Linked DNA regions of Mus musculus: region 2 is linked to region 1. Evidence: chromatin loops called from intact Hi-C (ENCODE). Cell type or tissue: heart. All regions are shown on one strand. Links, peaks and the distances in the headings refer to the core of each region. The heading gives the core; the rest is flanking DNA. Region 1 has its middle 65 kb from the start of Fgf14. Region 2 overlaps Nalcn (sodium leak channel, non-selective).

Evidence for each region. A loop is a pair of places that touch in the nucleus more often than their neighbours do. Peaks named below come from ENCODE experiments on the same cell type or tissue, not always from the same donor. Only the 100,000 strongest peaks of a DNase experiment are listed, where the experiment ranks them.
Region 2: it touches region 1 in a loop (8-fold over the local background); 2 of 42 quality-filtered maps call a loop at or near these places.

The regions. Positions count from the first base shown.
Region 1 is chr14:124,737,706-124,747,265 of GRCm38, reverse strand. No RefSeq gene overlaps it. Among named protein-coding and RNA genes, the nearest start is that of Fgf14, 65 kb to the right of the region's middle. In heart, for the core only: a CTCF peak has its summit at 4,445 (motif pointing right); no DNase peak of the experiment used is centred there; H3K27ac peaks cover 1,268 bases.
Region 2 is chr14:123,366,949-123,376,508 of GRCm38, reverse strand. It overlaps Nalcn (sodium leak channel, non-selective), which reads left to right. Exons shown (of 44, transcript NM_177393.4): 16 at 4,895-5,031; 17 at 6,430-6,571. Among named protein-coding and RNA genes, the nearest start is that of AA536875, 200 kb to the right of the region's middle. In heart, for the core only: a CTCF peak has its summit at 4,792 (motif pointing left); no DNase peak of the experiment used is centred there.

The DNA of each region.
Region 1 (9,560 bases), core at 848-8,847:
ATGGAAAATTTTCTAGATAGATACCAGGTACCAAAGTTAAATCAGGATCTGGCTAACGGTCTAAATAGTCCCATGTCCCCTAAAGAAATAGAAACAGTCATTAGTACTCCCCCAACCTAAAAAAGCCCAGGAGTAGATGGGTTAAGTGCAGAGTTCTATTAGACCTTCAAAGAAGACCTAATGCCAATACTCCTCAAACTATTCCACAAAATAGAAACAGAAGGTACTTTATACAATTCATTCTCTGAAGCCACAAAACTCTGATACCTAAACCACACAAAGACCCAACAAAGAAAGATAACTTCAGAACAATTTTCCTTATGAATATTGATCAAAAATACTCAATAAAATTCTCGCAAGCTGAATCCCAGAACACATCAAATTGATCATCTACCATGATCAGGTAGGCTTCATCCCAGGATTCAGGGATGGTTCAATATATCGAAATTCATCAATGTAATCCACTATATAAACAAATTCAAAGAAAGAACCATATGGTTAGAGGCTGAGAAAGCATATGACAAAATTTAACACCCCTTCATGATAAAAGTCTTGGAAAGATCAGGAATTCAAGGCCCATACCTAAACATAATAAATGCAATATACAGCAAACCAGTAAGCTAATTGGAGAGAAACTTGAAGCAATCCCACTAAAATCAGGGACTAGAAAAGGATGCCCACTTTCTCACTACCTCTCCAATATATTACTTGAAGTCCTAGTCAGAGCAATTAGACAACAGAAGGAGATCAAGGGGATACAAATTGGAAAGGAAAGAAGTCAAAATATCACTATTTGCAGATGATATGATAGTATATTTAAGTGACCCCAAAAATTCTACCAGAGAACTCCAAAACCTGATAAACAACTTCAGTGAAGTAGCTGGATATAAAATTAATTCAAACAAATCAGTGGCCTTTCTCTACACAAAGGATAAACAGGCCGAGAAAGAAATTAGTGAAACACCACCCTTCACAACAGTCACAAAAATATAAAATACCTTGGCATGACTCTAACTAAGGAAGTGAAAGATCTGTATGATAAGAACTTCAAGTCTCTAAAGAAAGAAATCAAAGAAGATCTCAGAATATGGAATGATTCCCCCATGCTCATGAATTGGCAGGATTAATATAGCAAAAATGGCCATCTGGCCAAAAGTAATCTACAGATTCAATGCAATCCCTATCAAAACTCCAACTCAATTGTTCAGAGTTAGAATGGGTAATTTGCAAATTCATCTAGAAAAACAAAAAATCTAGGATAGCAAAAACTACTCTCAACAATAAAAGAACCTCTGGTGGAATCATCATGCCTGAGCTCAAGCTGTACTACAGAGCAATTGTGATAAACACTGAATGGTACTGATACAGATAGATGAATGGAAGACCCCAAAAATGAACCTGCACACCTATGGTCTCTTGGTCTTTGAGAAAGGAGCTAAAACCATCCAGTGGAAAAAGGATAGCACTTTCAACAAATGATGATGGCTCAACTGGCGGTTAGCATGTAGAAGAATTCGAATTGATCCATTTTTATCTCCTTGTACAAAGCTCAAGTCCAAGTGGATCAAGGAACTCCACATAAAACCAGAGACACTGAAACTTATAGAGGAGAAAGTGGGGAAGAGCCTTGAACATATGGGCATAGGGGAAAAATTCCTGAACAGAACACCAATGGTTTATGCTCTAAAATCAAGAATCAACAAATGGGACCTCATAAAATTGCAAAGCTTCTGTAAGGCAAAGGACACTGTCCATAAGACAAAATGGCAACCAACAGATTGGGAAAAGATCTTTACCAATCCTAAATCTGAGAGGGGGCTCATATCTAATATACAGAAAGAACTCAAGAAGTTGGAGTCCAGAAAACCAAATAGCCCTATTAAAAATGGGGTACAGAGCTAAACAAAGAATTCTCAACTGAGGAATACTGGTTGGCTGAGAAGCACATAAAAAAAGTTCAACATCCTTAGTCATCAGGGAAATACAAATTAAAACAACCTTGAGATTCCACCTCATTCCAGACAGAATGGCTAAGATAAAAAACTCAGGTGACAGCAGATGCTGGGGAGGAGTGGAGAAAGAGGAACACTCCTCCATTGCTGGTGGGATTGCAAACTGGTACAACCACTCTGGAAATCAATTTGGTGGTTCCTCAGGAAATTGGACATAGTTCTACCAGAAGATCCAGCAATACTACTCTCTTGAGCATATACCCAGAAGGTGCTCCAACTTGTAATAAGGACACATGCTCCACTATGTTCAGAGCAGCCTTATATATAATACCCAGAAGCTGGCAAGAACCCAGATGTCCCTCAACAGAGGAATGGATACAGAAAATGTGGTACATTTATACAATGGAGTACTAGTCAGCTATTAAAAACAATGAATTTATGAAATTCTTAGGCAAATGTATGGATCTGGAGGATATTATCTTGAGTGAGATAACCCAGTCACAAAAGAACACACATGATATGCACTCACTGATACGTGGATATTAGCCCAGAAAGTCAGAATACCCAAGATATAATTTGTAAAACACATGAAATTCAAGAAGAAGGAAAATCAAACTGGATACTTTGATCCTTCTCAGAAGGGGGAACAAAAAACCCATGGAAGGAGTTACAGAGACAAAGTTTGGAACAGAGACCAAAGGAATGACCATCCAGAGACTGCCCCACCTGGGGATCCATTCCATAAACAACCACCAAACCCAGACACTATTGCAGATGCCAAGAGTTTGATGACAGGAGCCTGATACAGCTGTCTCTTGCAAGGCTCTGCCTGTGCCTGGCAAATACAGAAGTGGATGCTTACAATCATCCATTGGACAGAAGGAGCTAGAGAAAGTACTCAAAGAGCTGAAGAGGTTTGCAGCCCATAGGAGGAACAACAATATGAACTAGCCAGTACCCCCAGAGATCCCTGGGACTAAACCACCAATCAAAGAATACACATGGTGGGGCTCATATCTCTAGCTGCATATGTAGCAGAGGATGTCCTAGTTGGTCATCAATGGGAGGAGAGGCCCTTAGTCCTATGAAGGTTCTATGCCCCAGTATAGGGCAATACCAGGACCAGGATGTGGTAGTGAGTAGGTTGATGACCAGAGGGAGGGGGGAAGGGGATAGGGGATTTTCAGAGGGGAAACTAGGAAAGGGGATGGTATTTGAAATATAAACAAAGAAAATATCAAAAAAGTCACTGCAAACAATTTTAAGTGTTGCATAGCATTTTTAAAAAAAATTAAAATTTTTAATAGCATTTCTTAACATGAATTCATCCCTGTGATTTAATCATTTTCATACAATGAAGCTTTCTCTAAATTTTTCATTGTATAAACAAAACAGATGTGTTGCCAACTGTGATATTAAGGGGAAAATCTTATGCTGGTAATCATAATCATCAAAGCCCTATGTTTCAAGGATAATGGAAACTGAAAAATTTCAACATAATGACATCATTACCTCTGTACTGTATCCCATCATTATTGATAGTCATGGAATGGAAGATCAGACTGTAAAGATGCAGGTTCTTAATGGAGGAAGCATACCTAAAACCAAAGCTGGCCTCCAGTGTGGAGTGTTCCTTGTTCTGACTTCACTTTTAGGGAATAGTGGTACACATGAATATCTTGGGTGTTTAAAAGTATTCTATCAATCCGACTTTAAGATCTAGTTAGCATGCTTGGGTTCACCAGCAATACAAAACAGTTATGTCTCTGTTACTAATCAAGCCAATCAAGTTAAACCCTTCTATAGCTTTTTTCTTTCTTTCTTTCTTTCTTTCTTTCTTTCTTTCTTTCTTTCTTTCTTTCTTTCTTTCTTTCTTTCTTTCTTTCTTTCTTTCTTTCTCTCTTTCTCTCTTTCTCTCTCTCTCTCTCTCTCTCTCTCTCTCTCTCCTTCTCTCCTTCTCTCCTTCTCTCCTTCTCTCTTTCTCTCTTTCTCTCTCTCTTTCTCTCTCTCTCTTTCTCTCTCTCTCTTTCTCTCTCTCTCTTTCTCTTTCTCCCTTTCTCTCTCTTCTTTCTTTCCTTCCTTCCTTTGATTTTTCTTTGTGTGTGTGTGTGTGTGTGTGTGTGTGTGTGTGTGTGTGTGTGTGTGTGTGTAAATATACAGAATCTTCTGTTCTGTGGATCAAACCCAGGTTGGCAGGCCCTGTGGCAGGTACTCTACACTCTGCACCAGCTTTCTAGCATGATTCTTTTCTTACAATTTTGAAGGTTTTCCTTGCTTGTATCTGACATCTTATTCTTGGCAACTCTGGCCTTCAGTGGGCACACACATAAACATGTACATAAAAATTACATACATGTACATGTGCACACATGAACCACACAATGTGTGAGGATGTTGGCCCCTCATTCAGCTGAAGTGCCCACAGCCTTGCAATAATAAACCAGAAGTGAATGTCATAATCTATTATCCTTGTCACTGCTGCTGCCACAGGGTGTCACTGTTGAAGCATAGGCTGACCAGCTGTCTGGGGTTCAGCCAGGGTGTGGGCCTCTTGACCTCACCCCTTTATCCTAGCCTCTCACTATACCCTCTGTTGGCTTGGAAGTCTGATGACTGCTCTCTGGTTCAGCTCCTCTACCGGACACGTCTGTGTTAGAGTCTCCAGCACTTACTACACACATATAAAGAACACACAGGAGCTCCAGCTATCTGTCTCCAATGGCCTCCAGGAGTTAACACACTGCTTATCTGAGTTCCCCTCTGCTTGCTGCTAGTGCAGCTTCTCAGGGTTAGGCACTAAAGATAGCTTCATCTATTTTTAACTCTCTCAGCCATAAAGAATATTTTTCTTGGTGAGTGTGCAAGAGAGCTGGTTTACTAATCCAGAATGGATAAGGGATGGAATGTATTCCTTTCTTCTACCCCCTACCCACCCTAACCCTAACCTTTATGTTTTATTATTGTTGTTTGTTTTTAGAGCTGATTTTGTGTGTGTGTGTGTGTGTCTTAAAAACTCCACACTCTTCTCTTGGGATTTATTTTTCTTTTTAAAGAGAAAGGTGGCTGACATTTTAGGGGTTGAAAAGAAAAGCAACCAACTTTACAGATATTACCAAATGCCCAGGGAAGGGGAAAGGGGGAAGGCCAGGGGCAGAGGAAGAGAAGAGGGAAGGAGGTTAAGATTTTGTAATTGAAGAAGAACTTGCTGACTCTAGTACAATACTGTTGTGGCTCAGGCTCAGGGAATTGCTGTTAAAGAGACAGATGTGTTATAGTTGGTGAACCAGGCATAGATGCTCTGCAGCTGAGGAAGTTGACAGACCAGTTTTAAAGGACATGGTGGACTCAAGTCTTCAGCTGTCAATGGCTATATTTTGTTAAAATTGGAAAAGAAGGTTGGAATAAGAGAGTAAGAGGGAGCAATGGCACTCAAAGAGGCTGACACCCAAGGCGCCTCCTTTCTTGGGAGAGGACATTTGGAGAAAGAGGCCTTTGGGATATGGAAGAGATGCCCAGATTTTTCTTTCTTTCTTTTTTTTTTTTTTTAGGCCAACTGTTTTATTTTATTTTGATTTCTAGTGATTTTTCAAAGTGTGGGAACTATTAAAGGACCTCAATATCAGACAATGAAATAGAGAACATTCAGTTCTTAAATACAAAATGGAGAGACATGTATATAAATTCTCTTCATTTTCATAGATGGAAAATAGTGTTTTTTTTCTTTTTTCTTTTTTCTTTTTTATTAGGTATTTTCCTCATTTACATTTCCCATGCTATCCCAAAAGTTCCCCCATACACTCCCCCCCCACTCCCCTACCCACCCATTTCCACTTTTTGGCCCTGGCATTCCCCTGTACTGGGGCATATAAAATTTGCAAGTCCAATGGGCTTCTCTTTCCAGTGATGGCCAACTAGGCCATCTTTTGATACATATGCAGCTAGAGTCAAGAGCTCAGGGGTACTGGTTAGTTCATAATGTTGTTCCACCTATAGGGTTACAGATCCCTTTAGCTCCTTGGGTATTTTCTCTAGCTCCTCCATTGGGGGCCCTGTGATCCATCCAATAGCTGACTGTGCATATCCACTTCTGTGTTTGCTAGGCCCCGGCATAGTCTCACAAGATACAGCACTATCTGGGTCCTTTCAGCAGAATCTTGCTAGTGTGTGCATTGGTGTCAGCGTTTGGAAGCTGATTATGGGATGGATCCCATGATATGGCAGTCTCTAGATGGTCCATCCTTTGTCACAGCTCCAACCTTTGTCTCTGTAACTCCTTCCATGGGTGTTTTGTTCCAAATTCTAAGAAGGGGCTAAGTGTCCACACTTTGGTCTTTGTTCTTCTTGAGTTTCATGCATTTAGCAAATTGTATCTTATATCTTGGGTATTCTATGTTCCTGGGCTAATATCCACTTATCAGTGAGTACATATTGTGTGAGTTCCTTTGTGACTGGGTTACCTCACTCAGGATGATGCCCTCTAGGTCCAACCATTTGCCTAGGAATTTCATAAATTCATTCTTTTTCATAGCTGAGTAGTACTCCATTGTGAGATGTACCACATTTTCTGTATCCATTCCTCTGTTGAGGGGCATCTGGGTTCTTTCCAGCTTCTGGCTATTATAAATAAGGCTGCTATGAACATAGTGGAGCATGTGTCCTTCTTACCGGTTGAGACCTCTTCTGGATATATGCCCAGGAGAGGTATTGCGGGATCCTCCGGTAGTACTATGTCCAATTTTCTGAGGAACTGCCAGACTGATTTCCACAGTGGTTGTACAAGCTTGCAATCCCACCAACAATGGAGGAGTATTCCTCTTTCTCCACATCCTCGCCAGCATCTGCTGTCACTTGAATTTTTGATCTTAGCCATTCTGACTGGAGTGAAGTGGAATCTCAGGGTTGTTTTGATTTGTATTTCCCTGATGATTAAGGATGTTGAACATTTTTTCAGGTGCTTCTCTGCCATTTGGTATTCCTCAGGTGAGAATTCTTTGTTCAGCTCTGAGCCCCATTTTTAATGGGGTTATTTGATTTTCTGGAGCCCACCTTCTAGAGTTCTTTATATATATTGGATATTAGTCCCCTATCTGATTTAGGATAGGTAAAGATCCTTTCCCAATCTGTTGGTGGTCCTTTTGTCTTGTTGATGGTGTCTTTTTCCTTGCAGATGCTTTGCAACTTTATGAGGTCCCATTTATCGATTCTCGATCTTACAGCACAAGCCATTGCTGTTCTATTCTGGAATTTTTCCCCTGTACCCATATCTTCAAGGCTTTTCCTTACTTTCTCCTCTATAAGTTTCAGTGTCTCTGGTTTTATGTGGAGTTCCTTAATCCACTTAGATTTGACCTTAGTACAAGGAGATAGGAATGGATCGATTCACATTCTTCTACATGATAACCACCAGTTGTGCCAGCACCATTTGTTGAAAATGCTGTCTTTCTTCCACTGGATGGTTTTAGCTCCCTTGTCAAAGATCAAGTTTCCATAGGTGTGTGGGTTCATTTCTGGGTCTTCAATTCTATTCCATTGGTCTACTTGTCTGTCACTATACCAGTTTTTATCACAATTGCTCTGTAGTACAGCTTTAGGTCAGGCATGGAGATTCCACCAGAGGTTCTTTTATCCTTGAGAAGAGTTTTTGCTATCCTAGGTTTTTTGTTATTCCAGATGAATTTGCAGATTGCTCTTTCTAATTCGTTGAAGAATTGAGTTGGAATTTTGATGGGGATTGCATTGAATCTGTAGATTGCTTTTGGCAAGATAGCCATTTTTACAATGTTGATCCTGCCAATCCATGAGCATGGGAGATCTTTCCATCTTCTGAGATCTTCTTTAATTTCTTTCTTCGGAGACTTGAAGTTCTTATCATACAGATCTTTTGACTGTATCTTTTGACTATTGAGAAAGGTGTTGTTTCCCTAATTTCTTTCTCAGCCTGTTTGTCCTTTGTGTAGAGAAAGGCCATTGACTTGTTTGAGCTAATTTTATATCCAGCTACTTCACCGAAGCTGTTTATCAGGCTTAGGAGTTCACTGGTGGAATTTTTAGGGTGACTTATATATACTATCATATCATCTGCAAAAAGTGATATTTTGACTTCTTCCTTTCTAATATGTATCCCCTTGATCTCCTTTTGTTGTCTAATTGCTCTGGCTAGGACTTCAAGTATAATGTGGAATAGGTAGGGAGAGAGTGGACAACTTTGTCTAGTCCCTGATTTTATTGGGATTGCTTCCAGCTTCTCACCATTTACTTTGATGTTGGCTACTGGTTTGCTGTAGATTGCTTTTATCATGGTTAGGTATGGGCCTTGAATTCCTGATCTTTCCAAGACTTTTATTATGAATGGGTGTTGGATTTTGTCAAATGCTTTCTCTGCATCTAACGAGATGATCATGTGGTTTTTGTCTTTGAGTTTGTTTATATACTGGATTACGTTGATGGATTTCCATATATTGAACCATTCCTGCACACCTGAGATGAAACTTACTTGGTCAGGATGGATGATTGTTTTGATGTGTTATTGGATTCGGTTAGCAAGATCTTTATTGAGGATTTTTGCATCGATATTCATAAGGGAAATTGGTCTGAAGTTCTTTATCTTTGTGGGGTCTTTTTGTGGTTTAGGAATCAGAGTAATTGTGGCTTCATAGAATGAGTTGGGTAGAGTACCTTCTGTTTCTATTTTGTGGAATAGTTTGTGAAGAACTGGGATTAGAACTTCTTTGAGGGTCTGATAGAACTCTGCACTAAACCCATCTGGTCCTGGGCTTTTTTTGGTTGGGAGACTATTAATGACTGCTTTTATTTCTTTAGGGGATATAGGACTATTTAGATCATTAACCTGATCTTGATTTAACTTTGGTACATGGTATCTGTCTAGAAATTTGTCTATTTCATCCAGGTTCTCCAGTTTTGTTGAGTATAACCTTTTGTAGAAAGATCTGATGGTGTTTTGGATTCCTTCAGGATCTGTTGTTATGTCTCCCTTTTTATTTCTGATTTTGTTAATTAGGATGCTTTCCCTGTGCCCTCTAGTGAGTCTGGCTAAGGGTTTATCTATCTTGTTGATTTTCTCAAAGAACCAGCTCCTCGATTGGTTGATTCTTTGAATAGTTCTTGTTTCCACTTGGTTGATTTTGCTGCTGAGTTTGATTATTTCCTGCCGTCTACTCCTCTTGGGTTAATTTGCTTCCTTTTGTTCTAGAGCTTTTAGATGTGTTTTGTCAAGCTGCTAGTGTGTGTTCTCTCTAGTTTCTTTTTGGAGGCACTCAGAGCTATGAGTTTCCCTCTTAGAAATGCTTTCATTGTGTCCCATAAGTTTGGGTATGTTGTGGCTTCATTTTCATTAAACTCCAAAAGTCCTTAATTTTTTTCTTTATTCCTTCCTTGACCAAGGTATCAATGAGAAGAGTGTTGTTCAGTTTCCACCTGAATGTTGGCTTTCTATTATTTATTTTGTTATTGAAGATCAGCCTTAGTCCATGGTGATCTGATACGATGGATGGGATCATTTCAATATTTTTGTATCTGTTGAGGCTTGTTTTGTGACCAAATATTTGGTCAATTTTGGAGAAGGTACCATGAGGTGCTGAGAAGAAGTTA
Region 2 (9,560 bases), core at 907-8,906, 1.4 Mb after region 1:
AAAAGCTCAAGGTTTGAAATTTATTTCTTTTTCTGATTGTAATTTATCTTTTGCATATGCACTTTTCCCTCCTTTGCTGTGTGAGCCTGTCACAGAGCTATCATCTGATCTGTGGGGTGCAGACAGACTTCTTGTTCAGTTGAAGCCATTATCAACTCCCTCCTGTGTGCCATTCTTTACATTAGATTCTTCAACAGGAAGAGGAAAGTCTTAGCATCCTCTATATTACCTTTGTCTCCAGACTTTGGATCTTTTACATTTTAATGAACATTTACAATTATAATTACTTTATTTTTAAAAGACTTGCTTTGGAGGGGGGATAGTTTAATGATCATAAATTCATATATAGGCCTTTTATTGATTGTAGCCATTCATCTGTATCAAAGAATATTTGCTTTTAGAAAATATGCCTGGGAGAGAGAGAATAAAAGGTTAGGATGAGAGGTAGATAATCATTTCACCGAATTTTAAGTATCTTTGTGAGTGGTTTCAAATGCCATGAAGTTGCTTTTATCTGATCTTGGTGACCTTGATCTGCCCCACCCCCAGAATGCCCCCCACCCCAGATGACCAGGTCCATTTCCTATCTTGTTCCTTTTTTCTTTTTCTTGTGTTTTTTGTCTTGGTCAGGCTTGTGCTCTGGGGATGGCAGAATGATAAAAGTTATAATGGTGATAAAATAGGAGTTATATGACTTTGTTTAAATGTATCAACTGTCCACTTTTAAGTGGACTGAAATAAACATAGGGTAAGACCATTTGCTGATGTTTACAAACATAATACACCCAAACTAAACATACCAAGACAACTTCATGTTAGAAACCTGTCTCACCATTGTTTTCAACCTGCCCCTGGAACACTGATCTCACTGGAAATTAGCAATATAGATTAATGTTGTCTATTTGTGGACCTTACAAGCTTGTCTTCCAATATATGTTCTTTTGTTATGTCTGATTTCCTGCCCTCAATATTGCAGTATAAAATCTGACTACATTTTTATTAGGCTGCACCTCATGCATTTCAAGTGTCTAAATAGACCACAGTTTGTTTTTCTGTTCTATTGATAGGCATTTGGGTGGGCTGTAGTCTGGATGCACAAATGTCATTGCCATAGAGATGAAGGCATGGCTGTGGTATACACACTCCTTCCACAACAGGCCCATGGAGGTGTATAGGAAAAGAAGGAACTCATGGAACTTCTGGAAAGGGGCTGTTCCTGCTCATAGGAGGCAACTCGATGTCCTCTTTTCGAGCTGCCACTCCCTCTGTTCTCTCCTGACCCAACTGTATATCTGAGCATCCCTGGTTCTCACCATTCAAAAGGAAGATTTTCAATAACACAGAGAACCTTCTGAGTTATTCAGAAGAGCTTTGCTCTTTGTAGTGTTGTGGTTCAATGACCAACTCCTGCTGAGCTTCAATTTGTTCCTGACCATATTCTATTTTCACTCTCTGGGAGGTGCTATGAAAGGAAATTTAAAAGTGGAATCCTGCCCTGAAGGAGCTTAAGTGCTCTTGGGAATATTAATATACCCTAATGCAAATTAGAATTCTACAAGATCCATTTTAAAAACGTGAAAGCAAGGAGATTTTACAAAATAGTATTAGTCTACTGTATTGATCACTGTATTCTAGGGCTTGGTTAGCTTTAATTTGATATATTACCATCATGCCCTTGACAAACATGGTCCAAACATTCATCAGCTTTTCAGTGACAAACATCATGATCAGCTAAATGCTGCAAGAATCTAATTTCATTCCATTTTGCAAATGGAGAGTTCTTACATGCTACCTAAAAAAAAAATTAGCTGCCCAATTAACACATAGATACTGTCTATACTTCTGTTCACTCTACCAGGCTTTCTTTTGTTTCTACAAAATCTGTGACGGAATCTCTCTCTATCACCCACTTAGTGTCATTTATTTGGTAACAGTTTTTTTTTTCCTCTGACTTCATGTTAACTACTGTCCCAGGACACAGGATGAATGTGAAGAAACAAACCCCACCAGTTTCCCAGCCGCCCAGGCCTCATACTCTTGGAGAAAGTGCTTGACATATCTTATGTGAAACAAAATTCCTTACAATGATAATGTGAATGGTGCATTTAACAATTTTCCCCCAAACCTACTGAGCTTCAGAACAAGACATTCCTGGAATATTGGGCTTTTGCAGAAATAAACGGCTAATCATTCTGGATGAGGTGTGTCAGGGATCATCTGATGTTTACATTCCTTATTGGAGAAATGGAGGGAGATTCAGAACAAACACTGAGAAGAAGGCATTTGACATTCAAATAAGGTTGGAAGAACGAGCCACAACACTACAGAGAATCACAGGAAGTCAAGATGTAGTGAGCCCTCAGCGCTCACAGGAAGCCTTGATTCAGAAATTAATTCATTGACGCTGGAGGGGTTCATGGCTTCTGATTCACAGAGCTACCAGTCTTTTGATAACTGCTGCAGCAGCCTAGAAAACTGTTAAAACATGTACTAGATTGAACATCAAGAAACTGAAGATTTCTCACTGCCTCGATCCATATGAACAGCCACATTCTATGTCCCAGCTCAACATCATGTGAGCTCCTAAAAAAAGATCCTCTGAAAAACTATGCGAGAACCTAAAATCCCAAGAACAAGTAGAAGTTCATGAAGTTTAAGGAAGTAGAGATGGGGCAACAGGATGCAGCAGGAATGAAGGGCTATGCTTGTGGGGGTCTCAAGAGGATGTGATGTGGACACCCAGATAACTAAAGCTAGACAGGTGGAGAGAAAGGAAATGAGACTTTGAGTCCAAATGGAAGGTTTTGACCTCTTTATTTTATTTTTATTTTTTTGTATTGGAGTAACAACAGATAGGTTTTAAGATTGAGATTTTTGTAACCACAAAATGCAGGAATAGGTGATAAGGAGCTAACATGGAGGTAGAGAACCCTAACAGGGCTTGTGAAGGTCCAGTCAGGTTCTGGTGAGGATGAAAGGAGTCAACAGATGGAGATGGTTTTAGGGAGATCTCAGGATTCTCATTTTGATGAGATGCTCTGACTGACATACACTTTACCACTGTGTCTCACCCTAGCAGAAAACACAATTCAGTCCACATAGCTTAGACCCCGCCCCCAAGAAGTGGAGACAAGAATCACACACTGCAGCCTGGGAGGTCTGTCAGTGTGGGAGAAATAATACCATGGTTTATTTTTTTCTCATTTCTTGCCTTGGGTTCCCAAGCACTCTGGTCACATCTCTTTATCTTTCTTTATCTTTCTAGGTAATTGGTCACATTATCTTTCTAGGTAATTGTCTATTCAACTATCCAGTGGGTTGTGATATGAGCTGGGTCGGGGGGAAAGGCAGGCGCCCTTTGATTTTTATAGCCTCAGAATTTTGCACGGGATCTGGCTCCCTGGATTGGTTCTAGAAGTGACAGCACAAATATCTAAACAAATGAGTCAGTAAATGCAATTGAGCAAGCTCCTACCTACACTATCAATCTCATCCGTCTCTGGCCTGCTATCACGGATTGCCTTGCTCTCTGGTCGGTCTTAATAAGTCAGCAGCTTTTTCTTTCCTTCTGGCCCCTACTTACCACTCGCAAATTTTCACCAGTTGTGTATCAGTGGCCCATTAGAAGTCAGTTACTTCTTCATAAGCTTTCATTGATGTACAGAGTTACTTTTCAGATTACTCTCATGCCATGGAGATTTCTGTGCTCTTTGTTTTGTGACCTTGGATGCTAGAGCTTTACTATCATCATCATCATCATCATCATCATCATCATCATCATCATCATCATCATCATCATCATCTCACCCGTCCCTTCTGATTAGCAAAATTTTTCTGGGCTTCTACTGACTGATAATTTCCTGATCTAAACTTTGAAATTTGAAAGCTGCATATGTATCAAAAGATGGCCTAGTCGGCCATCACTGGAAAGAGAGGCCTATTGGACACGCAAACTTTATATGCCTCAGTACAGGGGAACGCCAGGGCCAAAAAGGGGGAGTGGGTGGGTAGGGGAGTGGGGGTGGGTGGGTATGGGTGACTTTTGGTATAGCATTGGAAATGTAAATGAGCTAAATACCTAATAAAAAATGGAAAAAAAAAAGAAAGGAAGGAAGGAAGGAAGGAAAGAAAGAAAGAAGGAAGGAAGGAAGGAAGGAAGGAAGGAAGGAAGGAAGGAAGGAAGGAAGGAAGGAAGGAAAGAAAGAAAGAAAGAAAGAAAGCCCACATTACACAAGAGGCTTTGATGCTCTCTTAACCCGTTTGGAGTTAGTAAGACCAGTGTTATAGTTTGGAGAGGGATAGGAAACAGGGAAGAAAGATTCACTGCAATACACAGAGTGGTTCGTCTTAAGAGGCAGTAAAGAGTGAAGAGAAGTCACAGGAAAAGCCAGCATTGGAAGGAGGAAGATAAGAAAGCATGGACTGGATTCAAGCCAGTTATTGATTCTTAGTTCCACGTCTGCCCCAGATAAACCTTGGCTTACAAGAAATCAAATTTGTGCAGATGTAAATACATCCCCTTCAGTTAGCTAAGGAGATAAGCAAGTCTGCCTGTGCATAAAATAAATCCAAATGTTTAATTGTAAGTAAAAGCTAAAGATGTTGTGTGTGGGGTGAAAGGAGACTTGTCATTGAGAGTACAACAACAACAACAACAACAAAAACCTTCCTTTGAATTTTATTTTAAATTGGTTTAGTTTGTTCTTAACTTTTGTCCTTCCCTGAACTCAGTTTTAGGACTCAGTGAACAATCTCTGGGACCGCTGGGTGATGTGCATGGTGGGTCTTTTCTTCCATCTAGCGGCGATATGTGTAATTACATGTTATTCTCCCAAGTCTGAAATTGTTCATTACAATGGGATTCAATTTTCTTCTCCCCCACCCCACCCTTTAGCTAAAGCAAAGTGAAGCGAACGCGGACACCAAAGAAAAACTCCCTTTGCGCTTGAGAATCTTCGAAAAATTTCCAAACAGACCGCAAATGGTGAAAATCTCAAAACTTCCTTCAGATTTTACAGTTCCTAAAATCAGGTATCAGATTGTTTCGTTGACTGTATCTCTTCACAACGTGGCTTACCATCTAAGTTAACCTCAGCCTTCTTTCAGACTGGCACGTGGGTAGGTTTGGGGTTGTGTTTGAAATTGTTATCTCCTGTTCTTCTCCCTGCCTTTGTGGTACAAAGCCTTTGAGTTCCATGAGTCATCCCTTCAGAGAAGAAGCAAGTGAGACACAAGCTTGTGTCCCCGCCTCCATCTGAAGACTTTTTGGTCATGAGACCTCCTAGGTATAGACAAGGTGGACTTTTCAGTCATTAGACCTCCTAGGCATAGACAAGGTGAACTTTGCTCAGAGGGAAAGAGGACAGACTTCGATGTGAGCACTTTATCTCTAAATACATCAGGCAGGCAGCTCTGGAAGGTGTCTTTGTTACAGCAGCATTGGCTTATATGGCCATCTGGTCACAGTGTAATCTGCCTCCCACTGGTTAAAAGAACCTTAACATTTACACCCACACTGATTCAGTTTGCACTAGCTTTGCCTTCCTGCTAAACAAATGCATTCTTAAGGTGCTTGGAACTTCCTGCTTTTAATAATTGGAGGAAAGTCTTCCAATGATAACTCAAAAGGCTCCAGGTACAATCATGAAATCATATAGACTTTTCCATTTTTTTAAAATTTATTCACTTATTTATCTTTAAACATCTTGGTGAGGGATTAGGGAAGGTTGAGATTAGGTGCAATGCCAAACACTTGAAACTCCAATAGAAAAAGAGGATCATGTCACTTAATGCCTGGAGAGAGTTCTGGACATTTTCATGGTTTTATCAACATCAGATATGTTGATGCAGATGGTGATGCTTACTGCATTACTGGGTGTACAATGCAATCTTATGGGGCCACCATTTGCATGCAGCCTATTGGTGACCAAATTGTAGCCAAGTTGCACATGACAGCATTTCTTTTTCTGATTTTAAGTTGCTTTCTTTGTTTACTTGCATTAATGTTATTTAAATTTTTCATATTTTGGTGATCAGATGAAGTCTTTTCCTTTTGAGTCTTTAAATGTAAAATTATCTCTCAAGGACTTTTATGATGAATAGAAGTTTGAAAAGATGAATTAATTCTTTCAAGTAGTAGGGAGAAAATAAAGTATCTCATTACCACGGTAGGATTCAAATCACACCATCAATTATTAGAAACCCTTGCTTTTAAGCTATTTCAGGGACATTATGTCTTTAAACAGGAGTTTGCAAGGATTCAGGAAGCTTTTTCCCTAAGTTAAATAATTTGATAATTAAATCCAACCATCGCCCTTGGTATGACACATCTTTATTTTTGTGATCTTCTGCACTGCTTCATTGTCTCTGAAATGCCACCTCCCATTCTACTTCCTGAGTAACCCTGATCTGTGTGCTTCATTCACAAAGGGAAAGCTTCATGAAGCAGTTCATTGACCGCCAGCAACAGGACACCTGCTGTCTCTTCAGAATCCTCCCCTCTACCTCTTCCTCATCATGTGACAACCCCAAGAAGCCCACAGCTGAAGACAACAAATACATTGATCAAAAAGTAAGAACCACTGTCTCCATCACCAAACCCCTCTAAAGCACATGTTAGAGAAAAATGTGGCACAATTATTTAGAGTCCTCAATTCCTAAGTCTGTAGGGAATAGAGAAGAAAATAATAAATAGATAGGTGTATGTGTATATATGTACATATTGTTTGTGATGTAATTCATATTTCTATTATGTTAAAAACTCGAATGCCAACTTGCTCCTGTCCAGGCTCTCCTGACCCTCCTCTACCCCACAGAGCTGATATGTATTGTGTCCTCTGTCTTAGTCATCTTGCCCTAGGTTATGTCAATGATTATTGCCTTTGTGCTATGTCTCTTCATTTTAAAGAACTTTCCCTCATTTATTTTCTCTTCACCATTCTCAGATCTCATTCCTCATTCTTGTAGAGAACACTCTGTTGCTAATGTCTTCTCTTTTTTTTTTCATTCATTTATTTTTTGTCAGTTGAAAATAATTAGGTTTGTATCTGGTTGGTTAGATTTCATTTTCTTTGGGGAAAGCCTGTGAGATGTTGTCTGCATTCTTGGGGCTCAAAAATTTTATTAGTATATACCTTCTCTGTCCTTTCTCATCAAAATTTCACCAACTGGGAAGGGAGATTTTTCAAAATAAGACACTTACACAAGGACATTCCACCTATGACTTGTTTAAGTGTGGCATATCCATTTTAGGACTGCCTTTCTCCCTGTCAATTACTGTCTCTACTTTTGTCCTTGGCATTAATATTTTGTTTTCCCCCTACCTGGTTTTTTTTTTTTTTGTGGTCACAAAATTGACTTTAGATGATACCATATTTGCTTTCATTTGTGTAGTGAGAGATTATGCCATATGTGTGGTACTTTTAACTTCTTTTAGTTGGTTCTTGATTTTGCTTGCTTGAAATAAGACCCTATGGTATCTATACTTCCCAGTCAGTACCATAAACAGGTAAAGAAACAACAGCCCAAGTAGACACAGGAAAAATGTTTGGAGAAACGGTAACCTAGTCCAGGACAGTCTGCAGTTACATTTTGCATTTCTAGAAAGCAGATTGGTTTTGTCTTAGTGTATTGAATTTGTTTCATTATGTTTCCAAACTTGACTATAAGCCAGAGGTGAAGTGGCCTTCTCCTCACCCTGACTATGCTAGGGTTATGACTACCTGCATCCAAGAGAAAGACAAAAAAAAAAAAAAAGCTGATGTCCCCCAAATACCCAGTGTGACAAAACCAGGACATACTTTCTAATCATTAGGAACACTTTCCCACAGAAAACTGCAAATCAACCTCTTCCTTAAAAGAGAATATGAAGTTTTCACAATTCCTGGGTAGGATGCCCATCATTTGTTGAGGAAAGGAAACAAGCATGTTGGCAGGTGTCAGGGAGGGGTGTAGCAGAGGGGAGTCTCTGTTTACCCAAGCTGCTCCACCATCTACTATTTAGTTTAGACTATCAGAGCTTAAAATGCTACTTCTTGTTTTCTTCATAACATTTTGTGAGTGTGGCTGCTCTTTAGCTTACCAGAGCCATTGAACCCTGGGTGCCATCCATATTATTTATCTTGGACCAAGATTTTGAAGGTGACAGTTATCCCCCAGCCTCTAGAGTTGATTAAGACCCATCTTGTCTGTTAAACAAGACCATTATAGATAGCCATGTGTTTCTCTTCATCTCATCTCCATCTGGTAGACCTTACACAGAAAAACTATAGTTGGGAGGGTTCTCTCATGATATTTATTCTAACCTGAGCTAAAGCTGCGAAGTAGAATGCATATCTACCTCCAGGTCTCATCAGCTGATCCTAGGAGTGAGCACTACCTGTGTTACCATGTGTCCTAATTTGTTTTCTGTTGCTGTGGTAAACACCATTACCGAAAACAAAGTGAGGAGTAAGGGGCTTATTTCATCTGATAGGTTATAATCCAGCAAGGAGGGTAGGAACTCAAGGCAGGAACTTCAACTGGGGAAGAAAACTGCTTACTGTCTTGTTCCCTCTGGATAGCTTTTTTTACATTGCCTGGGCTCACACCCCGCAAGAGTGGCACTATCCACAGTGAGCAGGAGCCTCCTACGTCGATTATAATCGAGAAAATGCCTCACAGCCATCCATGTTCACAGGCCAATTTGATGGAAGCAACTCTTCGACTGAAGTTCCTTCTTCCTAGGTGTATCTAGGTTTATACCATATTGAAAAAAATTAATCAGGTTACCATGTAACTAGCCTTCAACTTTTGGCCCTATTTTAGTGGTAGGAAATTAGACTTCTTCCTTTCTAGATCCACTGTGTGCAGCAGCATCTTCCATCTGTTTCTGGAGCTGTTTATAAATACTTAGGATTTCTCATCTCTGTTTTAGAGTCTTTGTCTAGGGCAATCTGAGACACAGAAACTTGTGTGTTTCCATGGTGAAGACTTCTTGGAAGCAGAAAGGGAAGGGAAGTGGTCCATCATTAATATTTTAATCATACAGGTGTCTACTCATATTTCTTCATATTATTGAGATGGAAGCCTGAGTTTCCTATGCAAAGTGCTTCCTGATAACACAGATGTGAACTTGACTTCCTAGCAACCCAGTGATACAACCAGTTCACTCAACCTGCTGCCATGATCTCTTCAGTCTGTGTCACCTTGCTCTTGGCTAGTATGCCACTCTCTGAGTCAGAATCTGCCATGATCTAGACATATAAGTGAGCTTTGCAGAGCCCAACAGCAATATCTCAAGTACAAAATAATAATAAAATAATAATAAGCTTTAATTTTTATGTTTTGTTTATATTTTCCATTTCTACAAGTCTTCCATGTTCATTCAGTAATTCTACAAAAATGTGAGGAGCATCTGCTGTTTATTTATCTTCCATTCCTCTGGATTTGGGAATTCAAAAGAAAGCAAGATACGCACTTTAGAAACTGATAACACTAGGAAGAAACACAAAGAAGTTAAATTAAAAAGCTATTTTGAGAAGCAGAGCTAAAGAGAAAGCTCAGTCATCTAGAACATGTGC